Linked DNA regions of Homo sapiens: region 1 is linked to region 2. A link is a contact called in ENCODE Hi-C or POLR2A ChIA-PET data. All regions are on one chromosome and are shown on one strand. The core of a region is the stretch at or near the end of the contact, and the rest is flanking DNA. Distances in the headings are between cores, read along the strand shown.

Evidence for each region. Hi-C counts contacts between places; a loop is a spot of excess contacts on that map. ChIA-PET counts read pairs that join two places held with the same protein, here RNA polymerase II (POLR2A). Pooled maps may share reads with other maps.
Region 1: a map of naive thymus-derived CD4-positive, alpha-beta T cell shows a loop between it and region 2 (4-fold over the local background). The contact joins two enhancer-like sites. A Hi-C loop is called at or near these places in 2 of 168 maps with a recorded cell type or tissue (both naive thymus-derived CD4-positive, alpha-beta T cell) and 5 of 50 pooled maps. POLR2A ChIA-PET finds 5 or more read pairs at or near these places in 1 of 52 experiments (CD4-positive, alpha-beta T cell).

Annotation. Positions count from the first base shown.
Region 1 is chr11:118,926,362-118,933,899 of GRCh38, forward strand. It overlaps the pseudogene RN7SL688P. Among named protein-coding and RNA genes, the nearest start is that of BCL9L, 4.2 kb to the left of the region's middle. RefSeq lists a silencer at 630-689 and enhancers at 1,377-1,878, 2,228-2,347, 2,358-2,637, 2,648-2,697. Within about 2 kb of position 3,535, at least 39 of the 41 ENCODE cell types and tissues checked have a DNase peak (open chromatin) inside an H3K27ac peak, as active enhancers do; they include CD4-positive, alpha-beta T cell, where a contact is called at or near this core.
Region 2 is chr11:118,333,477-118,340,123 of GRCh38, forward strand. It overlaps CD3D (CD3 delta subunit of T-cell receptor complex), which reads right to left. Exons shown (of 5, transcript NM_000732.6): 3 at 6,299-6,430; 4 at 5,975-6,018; 5 at 5,599-5,751. The coding sequence ends at 5,686. Among named protein-coding and RNA genes, the nearest start is that of CD3D, 5.9 kb to the right of the region's middle. RefSeq lists an enhancer at 5,144-5,293. Within about 2 kb of position 5,280, at least 7 of the 41 ENCODE cell types and tissues checked have a DNase peak (open chromatin) inside an H3K27ac peak, as active enhancers do; they include CD4-positive, alpha-beta T cell, where a contact is called at or near this core.

The sequences.
Region 1 (7,538 bases), core at 2,285-4,784, 590 kb after region 2:
ATGAGGTCCTTGAGGACACAGACTGAGTTTTTTCATCTCAATCCTCAGCAGCACAAAGTGCATGCTAAGAAAATGTTTGTGGAAGTGAAACCTTTGTCTTCTCAAAAGAACTCTCCTAACCTAACCTCAAAGTGCTTCTCTCTCTCTCTCTCTCTCTCACACACACACACACACACACACACACTCTCACCACCCTATAGGACGATCGAGGCAATGAAAAAGAAAATGTAAAGCCCTTTTTTTTTTTTGAGATGGAGTTTCGCTCTTGTTGCCCAGGCTGGAGTGCAAAGGCGCGGTCTCAGCTCACTGTAACCTCTGCCTTCTGGGTTAAAGCGATTCTCCTGCCTGAACCTCCCAAGTAGCTGGGATTGCAGGCACCTGCCACCATGCCCGGCTAATTTTGTATTTTTAGTAGAGACAGCGTTTCACCATGTCGGCCAGGCTGGTCTCGAACTACTGACCTCAGGTGATCAACCTGCCTTGGCCTCCCAAAGTGCTGGGATTACAGGCGTGAGCCACCGCGCCCGGCCCAAAGCGCTTTTTAAAAACATTTCACATGTTTCAATGCTCACCACAAACCTGCAAGAAAGAGGTTATGGTCCCATTACAGAGGTGAGGAAATTGAGGTTTGCATTACCTAAGGACTTACCCAGAGCTACCCAGCTAGAAAGTGGTAAGCCCAGGACTAGAATTTGGGTCTCCTTATCCCAGGGCACTTTCCCTGTTTCCTACTGTCCCCACCCACCCAGAATTAATAGCAAGTGACAAGCATTGACTGTGTCTGATAGGAAGAACACTAGCCAGCCTGCTTGTTCCTGCTGTTTCCTCGGCCCTCTCCCCTGCCCCTCCTCACAGATGGTCCCCAGATAGTTCTAGCCTCACTGACCTCCCTCTCTTCTGACCACCTATCCCATCATAGCATCTGAGTACTTCCTGATGTGTTGTATCTTGTCACACACACACACACACATATATATATACACACACACACCCCTATATATGTATAGGTGTATGCACACACACACATATATATATATGTCTGATTTCCCCCAAAAGATTCCTAAGGGCCTTGAGGGGTTGATGGTGCCAACAGCTGGGCACTGGACAAGGTTTAGGGAGGCACAGGTGGAAGGGGACAAAAACCTGAAAGAAGATAACATAGTAACCCCCCCCCATGTGTCCCATCACTGCTTACAAAGCATTTTCATGCACGTTGTCTCATGATGATGCTTTGATCCAATCACCAAAACTTTTCCAAGTGCCAGCCTGCTGTGCCAAGCACTGTCCTGGGTTAGGGGGTTGAATCACCACAGTCCTGAGAAGTCGATTTTATCCCCACTTAAAAGAAAAGAAAACCAAAGCCCAGAGAGGCTTCTAATGTGAAAGATCCCAGCACCTAGGCTAGTACCTGACCCATGGAAATAAGGTTTAATTTCTTATCTCCTCTCCAGAAAGACATAATATGGGCCCCCACTTCTCCAACAGGGTGCTTCTTAGAGGGGACCACTGCATTTATGTGGATCAGTCTCCCCTTACATATATGACAAGCCAAAGGGGCTTGTTATGATCTCTTTGGCACAATTCCTGGTTCGTAGTAGGTCCAAAACAGTGTTTGCAGGGGCAAGTGAGTCTGTGTTGCCAGGGGTCTCTTAAATGGTGCACAATACATGTCCTATGGAGCAGCCACGCGGAGCGCTCCCCTGGGTGGGGCTGTGACTCATTCCCCCAGCGGAGGTTCCAGGTTGGGATTCGGAGCTGAGCTCTGGGCAGCCACAAGTTCTGGGTGGAACCCTGGAGAGAGCCAGGAGGAAAGGAGAGAGGCAGGGGGCCCTTGCTGGAATCGAGCGGCTCCCTCTACTGGCCAACTCGGGGAACCTCTGTCTTTCCGTGTATCTGTGTGTCACTGTGTCACGAGGGGTGTCACAGGTGTGTCAGCGTTGGCGTTCGTCGGTGGAAGTGCCCGCATGGGTATGGGTGCGTGAGGGTGCCCGTTCGTGACGCAGTGTGGGTGTGCCAGCGCCACGAGGGGCTGTTTCTGGAAGCACAGTGTGTACACACAACCGTATCTTGTAATACAATTTACTTTGGGGCTGCTGGGGGTCTGAGATTAGGCATCCCGTTGCCGGGGTTACTAGGACAAAAGGATTCTCCAGCTGGTACTCCTCACCGGCTGGAGCACTAGCCCGAGAAGGTGGGAGGAGTCCAGACCAAACAGTTCCTGAAAAGGACTCTATCACCTAAAGCAAATAGGGACCCAAGAAAGAGTTAACGCAGAGCCCCACAGTGACTTCAATCATTGGCTCAGGGCACTGTCAGTCAGAGGTCTGGGGGCGGGGTTTGTGGGGCCTCCATCTGACTGCCCAGCGCCCCTCACTTGCCCCTCGACCCCCACATCATCTCACTGCTGGGCTGCGCCCGCACCCCCATCTTGGTGGCGACACCGTCCTGGGCCCTGGAGGAAGAGCCGATCCGGGCATCCTGGCTTCCCCACTCACTCCAGCTGCCTGGCTTCCTGATAGATGGTGATTATATAATAGACTTGCTGGACAGAACCGTGCCAGCGCTCGGAACACTTTGCCCCCTCCTCGAAGCCTGCCCCAGGGCCTGGCACCTGCCACACAGAGCCTGCTGCCGGGTTCTGCCGGCGCCCCCCAGCAACGCCTCCATTTCGGGGTGGGAGACCCCAGGACAAGGTCCTGGGATGGGGCGGGCGCCAAGCGGAGAGAAGCAGGGCGGGTGCCCCGCGGGTCTCAGGGTCGGCCTGAGGAGTGTGGATTCACAAGCGCCTCTCAGGATAGTGGGACCCGCCTGGCCCCTTCCAACCTGAGCTTGCAACTTGGGAGCCAATAGAGGAGCAGGGGCCAGGGTGGGAACGGGAAGGAGTTTGGAAAAGGTGTGGGGGCAGGAAAGGGAGGCTGAGAGAGGGGGCCGGCTGGGGCAGGGGGGAGGGACTCTTATCCCTCACCACTGCCGCCTTCCCCGACTGGAGGGTTTGGAAAAACTGAGCAGGCAGCAAGGCTTGGCTGGAAATCCTGCAGCCCACCCTCCTGGGGACACAAAGCTGGAGGGCGGGGGCAGGGCGGGGGGAGAGAGCACGACCCCGGGGAGGACAGGGCCTCTTTTGGGGCTGGGGGCCCAGGGGCCGGACCCTGGGGAGGGGGTTCCTGGCGCTGTCTCCCTGCAGTCTGCTTCCCCCTTCTCCTCTACCCCCTCCGCTTCCCCCTCCTCCCCCTCCGCGGCTCCAGTCTTGCAGATTGCGGGCAGACTTAACTCCTTGAGTGCCAGCCTGGTGGACTCGGTGGTGGTGACGCTGTGAGGGAGGGAAGGAGGAGGGACTCCGGACCCCACTCCCACCCACAGTTTAACACCTTGTGCCCCGGAACGCAATCCCGGAACTGGTTGGGTTCCAGTGCCCTGAAAGGCTGCTTGGTTCTGGAGTCGCCACACGCAAAACAAGGCACCTGACGGTTCGGGAATCGCCCGCTCTCTTGCCTAATCTTCCCTGCCTCCCCTCCCCACCGCCGCCTCAGGGACTCTCCCTCCACTTTTTGGCTACCCTTCCCCCACCCCACCCCCATCTCCAAGTTGCAGCCGACAGCCGAGGTCCCTGCCAGATTGAAGCAGGGGAGCCCGGAAGTCTGGGTTTTGTAGCTGCCTCAGCGCTCTCCTCTACATCCCACTTCTGAGGCCCAGCGCAGGTGACCGCAGCCCATGCCTCTCTTGCCCCCAGAGGGGCTGCTTCACCCATCTGGGGGGCTAACTACCCAACGGAGGCAGGGAACGCTAGCCTCCCCTAGCTCCAGCGAGGACTAAGGACCTGAGTAGCTGGAAACCTGACTTCACCTCTACCCTAGCCCCTCCCCTAGCGAACAGCCCCTCCCCCGTCCTCTGTGACCCTCAACTCTGCTGTGGATGACTCTGCCGAGGGAATACCGCAGACTAGGCAGGAAGGGGTTAACGCAGCTACTGCGCTCGAATGGAGCGCCAGGTGAGGCACCACCCATCTTGGCCTTCAGGTGTGTGGGTGGGGAAAGAGGAGGGACACTGACCTTAAGGGCTGCTTTTTTGCCCCCTGGTGGCTAAATCTGGCTTAGCAGCCGCTGGAAAAAATACGCTCACATGGGGATTCGCGGAAGAAGAACACTGGCGACGACAGTAGAGTGTGCCTCTTGCGGGAACAGCACCTTCCTAGGGAAGGAGATCGTTCTGGGAAGGCTGATGGAAGGAGGGAGCTCCCACAGTCCCTGCCACACCATCCCGCTCAGTAGGCTGCCTCAGCCAATTCCAGATCCTTGCCCTAGGGGCTCTACTTGTGGGTCCCAAACACCTGGAGGAGGGTAGGAAAAAAACAGAAGATACAGGCCCTGTCCTCCCAGGGTCTCCATCTAATAGAGAGGGTCTGTAGGAGGAAGTTGCTCCTACCTTTTCCTTCCGTGCCTCAGGCCTTCCCAGAGCACCCATTCCCTCCAGACCCCAGCATCAAATACAAACCAGCCAGGCTTCAAAGCTCCTACCAGCTACCCCAACCCCCTTCAGCTTCTCTCCCCTCCAGCCAAGCTGATTTCTAGGACCCTCCCTGTAAAAAGACTCCACTTGAGGGATTCCAGGTGTTCTTATCCCCAACATGGCTGAGACCCTTCCTCCCATCTACCCAAAGCCCTCCCTGATTAGCAAAGCCAATCATCTTGAAGGGCTCCTTCCCCCCCTCCCCTTCAATTGCCTTACTTTTCTCCCTGTCCTTATTTCCCACTACTTTCCTTTCAAGACTTCTTTTTGCATGGGCAGTTCACCCAATTGGGGACAATTCTGTCCTCCTTGTACCCTGTGATACCTCAATAGTTGCCTTTTCTCCCAGCTCGGTGGCAAGCCCTGTAGTCCCAGCTAGCAGGCAGGAGGATCACTTGACCCCGGGAGTTCTGGGCTGCAATGCATTATGCTGATGGGTGTCCACACCAAGTTCAGCATCGATATGGTGACCTCCTAGGAGTGGGAGACCGCCAGGTTGACTAAGGAAGGGTGAGCTGGCCCAGGTCAGAATGGAACAGATTGAAACTCTGGTGCTGATCATGGTGGGATTGGGCACACAAGCCTGACAACACCAGGACACCCTGTCTCTTTATTTATTTTTTCAAACACCAACTCAAACCAGATGAGACCTTGTCTCTTAAAACAAACAAACAAACAAAAAAAGTCTTTTCCTTCAGGAATCCTTCTCTGACCAACCCCACCTACTTATTCATCCAACAGATATTTATTGAGGACCTGCTATGTGCCTGGCACTTGACTAGACACTAGGTTGGTACATGTTGGTGACATAGATGTTTGTCCTTTTCCTCACACAGCCTGCAGCCTAGTGGGGGTCAGACAACAAGTGAGTGGGTGATTTCAATTCAGTGTGGGCACATTTAGGGGAAGTGGACACCAATCCCAGACTTGAGAGTTTGGGGAAGCTTCCTGCAGGGACCAACTGTCTGAGCTGGAACTTCCAGCATCAGGTATGGTTCTGTCCAGGCAAACAGTACATCTCACTAGAGCTCTAAAGATAGAATAGGAGGCTGGGTGTGGAGGCTCATGCCTGTAATCCCAGCACTTTGAGAGGCTGAGGTGGGTGGATTGCTTGAGTCTGGGAGTTCAAAATCAGCCTGGGCAACATGGCAAAACTCTGTCTCTACTGAAAGTACGAAAAAAAAAAAAATTAGCCAGGCATGGTGGCGCATTCCTGTAGTCCCAGCTACTTGGGAGGCTGAGGTGGGAGAATCACCTGAGTCAGGGGTGGTCGAGGCTGCAGTGAGCCGAGATCGTGCCACTGCACTCCAGCCTGGGCAATTGGAGTTAGACCCTGTCTCAAAAAAAAAAAAAAAATAGCATCCCACCAAAGGCTCTCCACCAGTTGTTATGAGAGGCCTCTAAGGCGGCGTTCCCAAACAATGCTTTTTTTGTTGTTTTTTTCCGAGACAGAGTCTTGCTCTATCGTCCAGGCTGGAGTGCGGTGGCGTGATCTCTGCTCACTGCAACCCCTGCCTCCCAGGTTCAAGCAATTCTCCTGCCTCAGCCTCCCAAGTAGCTGGTAGCTGGTGGCTGGGATTACAGGCATGTGCCACTACGCCTGGCTAATTTTTGTATTACTAGTTGTGATGGGGTTTCACCGTGTTGGCCAGGCTAGTCTCAAACTCTTGACCTTGTGATCTGCCCACCTCAGCCTCCCAAAGTGCTGGGATTACAGGCATGAGCCACCATGCCTGACCCAAACAACCCATTTCTGGTTTTTAGTTTTTTGTTTTTTTTTGAGATGGAGTCTCGCTCTGTCACCCAGGTTGGAGTGCAGTGGCGCGGTCTCGGCTCACTGCAAGTTCCACCTCCTGGGTTCACGCCATTCACCTGCCTCAGCCTCCCGAGTAGCTGGGATTACAAGCGCCCACCACCACGCCTGGCTAACTAATATTTTTTGTATTTTTAGTAGAGACGGGGTTTCACCGTTTTAGGCAGGATGGTCTTGAACTCCTGACCTTGTGATCCGCCCGCCTCGGCCTCCCAAAGTGCTGGGATTACAGGCGTGAGCCACCACGCCCGGCCCCAAACAACCCATTTCTAATTCTCCAAGTCCCAAAAGAACTTTGTTCTGAGAGTCCAAAGTACAAGACCTTGGCCTAGTCACTTCCTGTCTCTGGGTTGCAGCTTCTTCAAGTGTAAAACAAGAGGCTTAGGTGCCTTTATCTTCATGCCCTTCTTTATCCTATAGATAGCGATTAAATAGTTGGCTTGTTGACAGAAAAACCCTCACTTAGCTCTCATCTGCATGGGGCTACCAGAGCTCATAAACCCAGGAGAAGCTGTCATAGGCAGGACCTCAGAGAAAGCCAGTTGGTCAGTCACCTGTGTCTCGCCCACTGCCCCCTTGGTCTGGCAGTTCTGCGTCCTGGGAACATTTCATTCTTGCTGCTAATGGAAGGCAAGAGGCTTTCCGAGATTGTGCTGGAGGGGAGAGCATGCCCACAATATATTTAGTTACTGTATTAATCTGCTCTAATATGTAGCACTATAGGACTGTTATTTTTGAGAGAGGGAATGTTCTCAGGTGAGGAAACTGCTTGGTGAAGGTCCAGAGTGGTGAAAGGACTCGCCTAAAAGCATAGGGTTGGTGCTGATAGCTGGAAGAGCCTCCTGATTCCGTGTCCAGACTCTTTCCACGACACCACGGCAGCACTTGATCCAACTTTCCATTGGACTTCTTCCTGTGTCTGGCTCATTTCCCTGTGAGGCCATACGATCTGGGAAGGCAGGCTCAGCCTCCTTATCTGGACATCCCCCAGAGCCTGGAGGGGTGCTCAGAACCTGCCATCTCCCAGGCCCTCCTTTTCTCTCTCATCATGACCCTGTTTATATTTATGTAGCTCTCTTACTCATTCTAAAAAGCCTTCCCTGGATTGTTGACAAAGCCCTGGGCCAGGCACAGTCCCAATCCCAGCCAGATCTAAAACCTGCTCTGTGACTTAAAACAAACTGATTCACTTCCCTGGGCCTTGTGTTCTCCATCTGTC
Region 2 (6,647 bases), core at 4,030-6,529:
TCAAGAAAATTGAAGAAGGAATTCTTCCAACTTGTTCTGTGGAGACCAGATTTACCCTGTGTTGATTACCCTGGTTAATTTTATGTGCCAACTTAGCTAGGCCCAGATATTTGGCCTAATACATCAGTATGTTGTTGTGAAAGTATTTTTATAGATGAGATTAACATTTAAATTAGTAGACTTTAAGTAAGGTAGATTATTCTCCATAACGTGAGTGGACCTCATCCAATCACTTGAAAGCTTTAAGAGAAAACAGACTGAGGTCCTGTGAGGAAGAGGAAAATCTGTCTCTAGATTGTCTATGGACAGTTGCAACAGCAACTCCCTTGGTCTCCAACCTGCCAAAATACCCTGCAGATTTTAGACATGTCAGCTACATGAGCCAACTTCTCTAGAGAAACAGAACCAATAGGGTACATACACAGTTGTCCCATCCCTCGGTGGGGGATTAGTTCCAAGACCTCCCCATGGCTACCAAAAGCCATGGATGCTCAAGTCCCTTATATAAAATGATGTAATATTTGCATGTAACCTGCACACATCCTCCTATATACTTTAAACCATCTCTAGATTACTTGTAATACCTAATACAACATAAATGCCATATAAATAGTTATTGTACTATATTGTTTAGGGGATAATGACAAGAAAAATTCTGTATCTGTTCAGTACAAGTGCAGTCATCCTTTTTTTTTTCCAAATATTTTTGATCTTCAGTTGGTTAAATCCACAAATGCAGAACCCATGGATTCAGAGAAACAGACAAACTGAACCAATGGGAGATATATATATATATATATGTGTGTGTGTGTGTGTATATATATATATATATATATAAAATTAAAGTAGACAAAGAAATAATAAAGATTACTATTCACAATAGCAAAGTGGGATACACGCACACAAACACACACACACACATACACACACACACACACACACACACACACACACATATATATATCACATTGGTTCTCTCTCTCTGGAGAACCCTAATATACTGATACCAAAAACAAAGACATTACAAGAAAAGAAAACTATAGACAAATCCTCTCATGACTTAGAGGCAAAAATTCTTAACAAAATTTTAATAAATTTAATCTAATAACATATCAAAAGAATAATACCAAATGACTAGAGTTTTTTTCAGGAATGAAAGGTTGGTTTAACATATCGTGCCATCAATGTAATGTACCATATTAACAGACTAAAAAAGTAAAACCATATTATCATCTCAATGGATGCAGGGTAAGCACTTGACGAGACCCAACATCTATTTTTGATAAAAATTCTCAGCAAACTAGAAAGAAAAGAACTAGCTCAATCTGTTAAAGGACATCTAAGAAAAACCCACAGCTAATGTACTTAAAGATGAAAGACAATGCTTTCCTCCTAAGATCATGAACAAGACAAGGATGTCCTCTCTCCACTTCTATTCAACATTGTACTGGAGGTTCTAGCCAGTGCAATAAGCCAAGAAACAGAAACAAAAAGCACCCAGATAGGAAAGAAAACAAACTGTTTTTGTTCACAGACAACATGATTGTCTATGTAGAATACTCAACGGTCTTACAAAAAGTTACTAGAATTAATAAGTGAGTGTAGCAGTTTTGCTTTTTGTTTTGATTAATATTCAAAAATTAATTGTATTTTTATATACTAGTAATAAACAATTGGAAATTTAAAAAATTTTAATACCATATATAGCCTGGTACAGTGGCTCACACCTATAGTCCCAGCACTTTGGGAGGTCAAGGTGGGAGGATCGCTTCAGTACAGGAGTCCAAGACCAGCCTAGGCAACATAGTGAGATCCCGTGTCTACACAAAAATAAAAATATTCAGGCATAGTGGCACATGTCTGTAGTGCCAGAGCTACTTGAGAAGCTGAGGTGGGAGGATCACTTAAGCCCAGAAGTTCGAGGCTGCAGTGAGCTATAATCATGCCACTGTACTTCAGCCTGAGTGACACAGCAAGACCTTGCCTCTAAAAAACCAAAAAAAAAAAACAAAGCACATACAATAGCATCAAAAATATAAAATATTTCGGAATAAATCTGGTAAAATATATGTTCATGTATGAAAAGACTCAATAGTGTTAAGATGTTAATTCTCCCCAAATTGATCTATAAATGCAATACAATCTTGATCAAAATCCCAGCAGGCATTTTTGTAGTAACTGAGGAGCCAATTCAAATGGAAGTGCAAAGGACTTAGAGTAGCTAAAACAACTTCCTTTAAAAGTTTTGGGCCAGGCATGGTGGCTCACGCCTGTAATCCCAGCAGTTTGGGAGGCCAAGGCTGGCAGATCACCTGAAGTCAGGGGTTTAAGACCAGCATGGCCAATGTGGTGGAACCCTGTCTCTACTAAAAATACAAAAATTAGCCAGGTATGGTGGTGGGCACCTGTAATCCCAGCTACTCAGGATGCTGAGGCAGGAGAATCACTTGAACCTGGGAGGCAGAGTTTGCAGTGATCCCAGATCAGGCCACTGCACTTCAGCCTGGGCAACAGAGTGAGACTCCATCAAAAAAAAAAAAAGTTTCACCTGGCCAGGGGTGATGGTTCATGACTGTAATCCCAGCATTTTAGGAGGCTGAGGAGGAAGGATCACTTCAGACTTAGGTAGCAACACTGGTGAAATCTATCAAACCCAGGAACTCAAGACCAGTCTGGGTAACAAAGCAAGACTCTGTTTCTACCAAAAAATTTTTAAAAATTTGCCAGGTGTGGAGATCACTACTCCATCCTTGAACTCCTGGGCTCAAACAATCCTCTGGCCTCAGCCTCCCGAGTAGCTAGGACTACAGGTGCACACCAGCACACCTAGCTAGCATGAGTGTTTTTTGTTTTTGTTTTGTTTTGTTGTTTTTTTGTTTGTTTTTTTATCATGTGACATAAGATTTATTGACTTCATATCAGCATTTAAGTATTGTTAACTTTTTTTTAATTTTATTATTATTATACTTTAAGTTTTAGGGTACATGTTTGTTTTGTTTTTTGAGACAGGGTCTCACTCTGTCGCCCAGGCTGGAGTGCAGTGGTGAAATCATGGCCCACTGTAGCCTTGACCTCCCCAGGCTCAGGTGATCCTCCCACCTCAAACTCCCAAGTATCTGGGACTACAGGTGCGCATCACCACACCAGCTAATTTTTTTGTGTATTTTTGTAAAGATGGAGTTTCTCCAATATTGCCCAGGCTGGTCTCGAACTCCTGAGCTCAAGTGATCCACCCACCTCAGCCTCCTAAAGTACTGGGATTACAGGCATAAGCCACTGCACCTGGCCAGGCACCAGTGTTTTTAAAGGTCCCAGAAGATTCCAATGTGCAGCCAATGTTGAGAACTGGGGAATGAGGGATGTAAATGAATCCGAGGAATACAAGGTATTATGAATGTGTGGAACGCGAGAAGGATCCAAAGTTTTGGTTAGATACAAGCCATGGAAGGGATGCCCAAGGTAGAGAATCCAGTGGGAAAGCAGGATCTTGGGTTAGGACGACTGCAGGAGTAGGGATAAAAAGGATAGGGATAACTCAGAACTATGAATGAAACATGTGAATTAGACATTTGTTCTGTCTCTCATGAAATTAGGGTCTGAATGTATCTTGAGAAGATGGTGGGCAGAATCATCCAATTTTCTGGCTATGTGGTTACTAATTCTTTTCTCCTTTGGGAACCCAGGTCTATGAAATTCTCAGTCATTAAACTTTCCAGAGGCTCTTTAAATTATTTGTGTAATCAGAGAACAAAAGAAGGAATCCCCTGCTCTGGGATCCAGGAACAGGCATAAAAGACATAAGAGAGAAAGTGGCCTCTATTCTCCCTCTAAACAAGAGACTCTGAATTTGGGCTGTTTCAGAATCAACTGGAAACACCCTGCCTAGAGTGCGTCTCTAGCACTTTTATTTTATTTTATTTTATTTTATTTTATTTTATTTTGAGACCAAGTCTCGCTCTGTCACCAGGCTGGAGTGCGGTGGCGCAATCTTGACTCACTGCAACCTCCGCCTCCCGGGTTCAAGCAATTCTCCTGCCTCAGCCTCCCGAGTAGCTGGGATTACAGGCGTGCACCACCATGCCCAGCTAATTTTTGTATTTTTAGTAGAAACGGGGTTTCACCATGTTGGCCAGGATGATCTCAATCTCCTGATCTTGTGATCTGCCCGCCTAAACCTCCCAAAGTGCTGGGATTACAGGTGTGAGCCACCATGCCTGGCTGCATTTATATTTTTAATAAATCCCTCAGGCCTCCAAAGTTTCAGAACCATAGCTATTTTTTTTTTAAGATAGGGTCTCACTCTGTAGCCCAGGCTGGAGTGCAGTGGCACAATCATAACTCACTGCAGCCTCCAATTCCCAGCCTCATGCAATCCTCCCACCTCAGCCTCCCAAATAGCTAGGACTACAGGTGCCCACCACTGCACTGAGCTGATTTTGTTTTTTTTTTTGGTCGAGACGGGATGTTGCTATGTTGCCCAGGCTGGTTTTGAACTCCTAGGCTCAAGTGATCCTCTTGCCTCTGCCTCCTAAAGTGCTGGGATTACATGCATGAGCCATTGTGCCCAGCCTAGAACCACTACCATTAGAAGTAATAGAAGATGACATCTATTGAAAATATCCCTGTCTCAGCCAGGTGCAGTGGCTCATGCCTCTAATCCCAGCACTTTTGGAGGCTGAGTGAGTGGATCATTTGAGGTCAAGAGTTCGAGACCAGCCTGGCCAACATGATGAAACCCTGTCTCTACTAAAAATACAAAAATTAGCTGAACTTGGTGACACATGCTTGCAATCCCAGCTACTCAGGAGGCTGAGGCAGGAGAATCACTTGACTCCAGGAGACAGAGGTTGCAGTAAGCCAAGATCATGCCACAGCACTCCAGCCTGAGCAACAGAGCAAGACTCCATCTCAAAAAAAAAAAAAATCCCTGTCTCAAACTCCTGCTTTCCAGGTAGATGGAGCGGGATAATGTGCTTTAATTGGTGAAGGGTTTCTGATCCCCATTTATCATGCAGAAGGCAGGAGCAAGCCAGAGACAGGTCCTGGCGAAAGGAAGCTAAAATGGTGCCTTTGATACAGGGGAAAGGGATACGAAAGGGGCTTAGGTGAGACCTCCTTACAGCTAGTGGCACCTGGTCAGCAGGGCCGTAGAGTTGAGGCCATCCCCTTAGCAGCAGTGGGACTTTGTTACACACACCCTCTGAGTCTTGGTGAGAAACTAGTCCCAGGGCCCCTTGTTGTCTCTGCCACTCCCATTCATGACATCATGGAAACTTCTGTGCGGCTGGGCTCCTGAACACAGCAGCCTGCCCTCGGCTGGATGAGGCAGCCAAAACCCTAAAAGGGTTGTGATAGGGACTGGAGTCAACAAGTAGCTGTGGGAACGTGGTGGCGCAGACCCTTCACCCAGGGAGCCCTGTGGGCTAGAAACACCAGACAGCCAGGATGTGGCGAGAGACTGCCCAACACACTGTCTGTGTGAGGCAGAGGAAGGAAGGAGATGAAGGAAGAAACAGGTAGGTAGGAGGGCGAGATCCCAAGCAAGTCAGGACAACTCCCACGCCTTGCCCAGGAGCCTTAAGAAGCCCAGGCACCTGCTGAGTGAAAGAGGATATATTTATTGGCTGAGCAAGAAGGGAAGGTACAGTTGGTAATGGCTGCTTCTAGAAGCCACCAGTCTCAGGTTCACTTGTTCCGAGCCCAGTTTCCTCCAAGGTGGCTGTACTGAGCATCATCTCGATCTCGGAGGGGCTAAGAGAGGAGAAGAGAAAACGGTCAGGAGGCAGGGTTAGAACTCTTCAAGGAAGGGCCCCAGCAGGCCCTGACGATGAGAGCTCCTGCCTGACCTCTCCAGTCACACCCAGCAATGAACTCCCCAGTAGGACCCTTCCCACGTGCAAACAGCATTCAGTGTGAGCCTCTCTATCCCCACTTACCCTCCCTTCATTCCTGCCTCCTTCCCCTCAACGCTCACCTGATAGACCTGGTCATTCCTCAACAGAGCTTGTGTGTCGGCAGCTAGAAGAACCAGAGAGAGACATCAATGGCCTAGCAGATGGGACTGTGAGATCCACCCTCCCACACCCTCAGAAGTCTGCATGAGTGATATGAACACACAAGTTCTTTCAACAGTCAAAGTTCTAGGAGTCTTTAGGAGATTGCAAGAGTAACTCCCAGCTGAGACTAAACCTACCACCAGCCCCATTCCTTAGCTGGTGCATAAGCTCACTGGTACACACACACACACACACACACACACACACACAAACACACTCTCATGCTCTGCTCTTCCACTAACCCCCAGACAGCCTTCCAGTCTCATGTCCAGCAAAGCAGAAGACTCCCAAAGCAAGGAGCAGAGTGGCAATGACATCAGTGACAATGATGCCAGCCACGGTGGCTGGATCCAGCTCCACACAGCTCTGGCACACTGTGGGGGAAGGGAGGAGAGAGGAGAGGTTGAGAGCCTTTAAGATCAGGGAACCATCCTCTGCCTCCTAGGGCAACCCTTAGATCTCTTATGCCAAAACCCAAACTTCAATAAGACCCTGGGAGAAAGGCCTGGTGATGGGCTTGCCACACCTTCCTCCACCCTGCATCCTAAGGAATCCCTGGGAAGAGCCAAGAAGTAATCTCAGCTTTTGGGA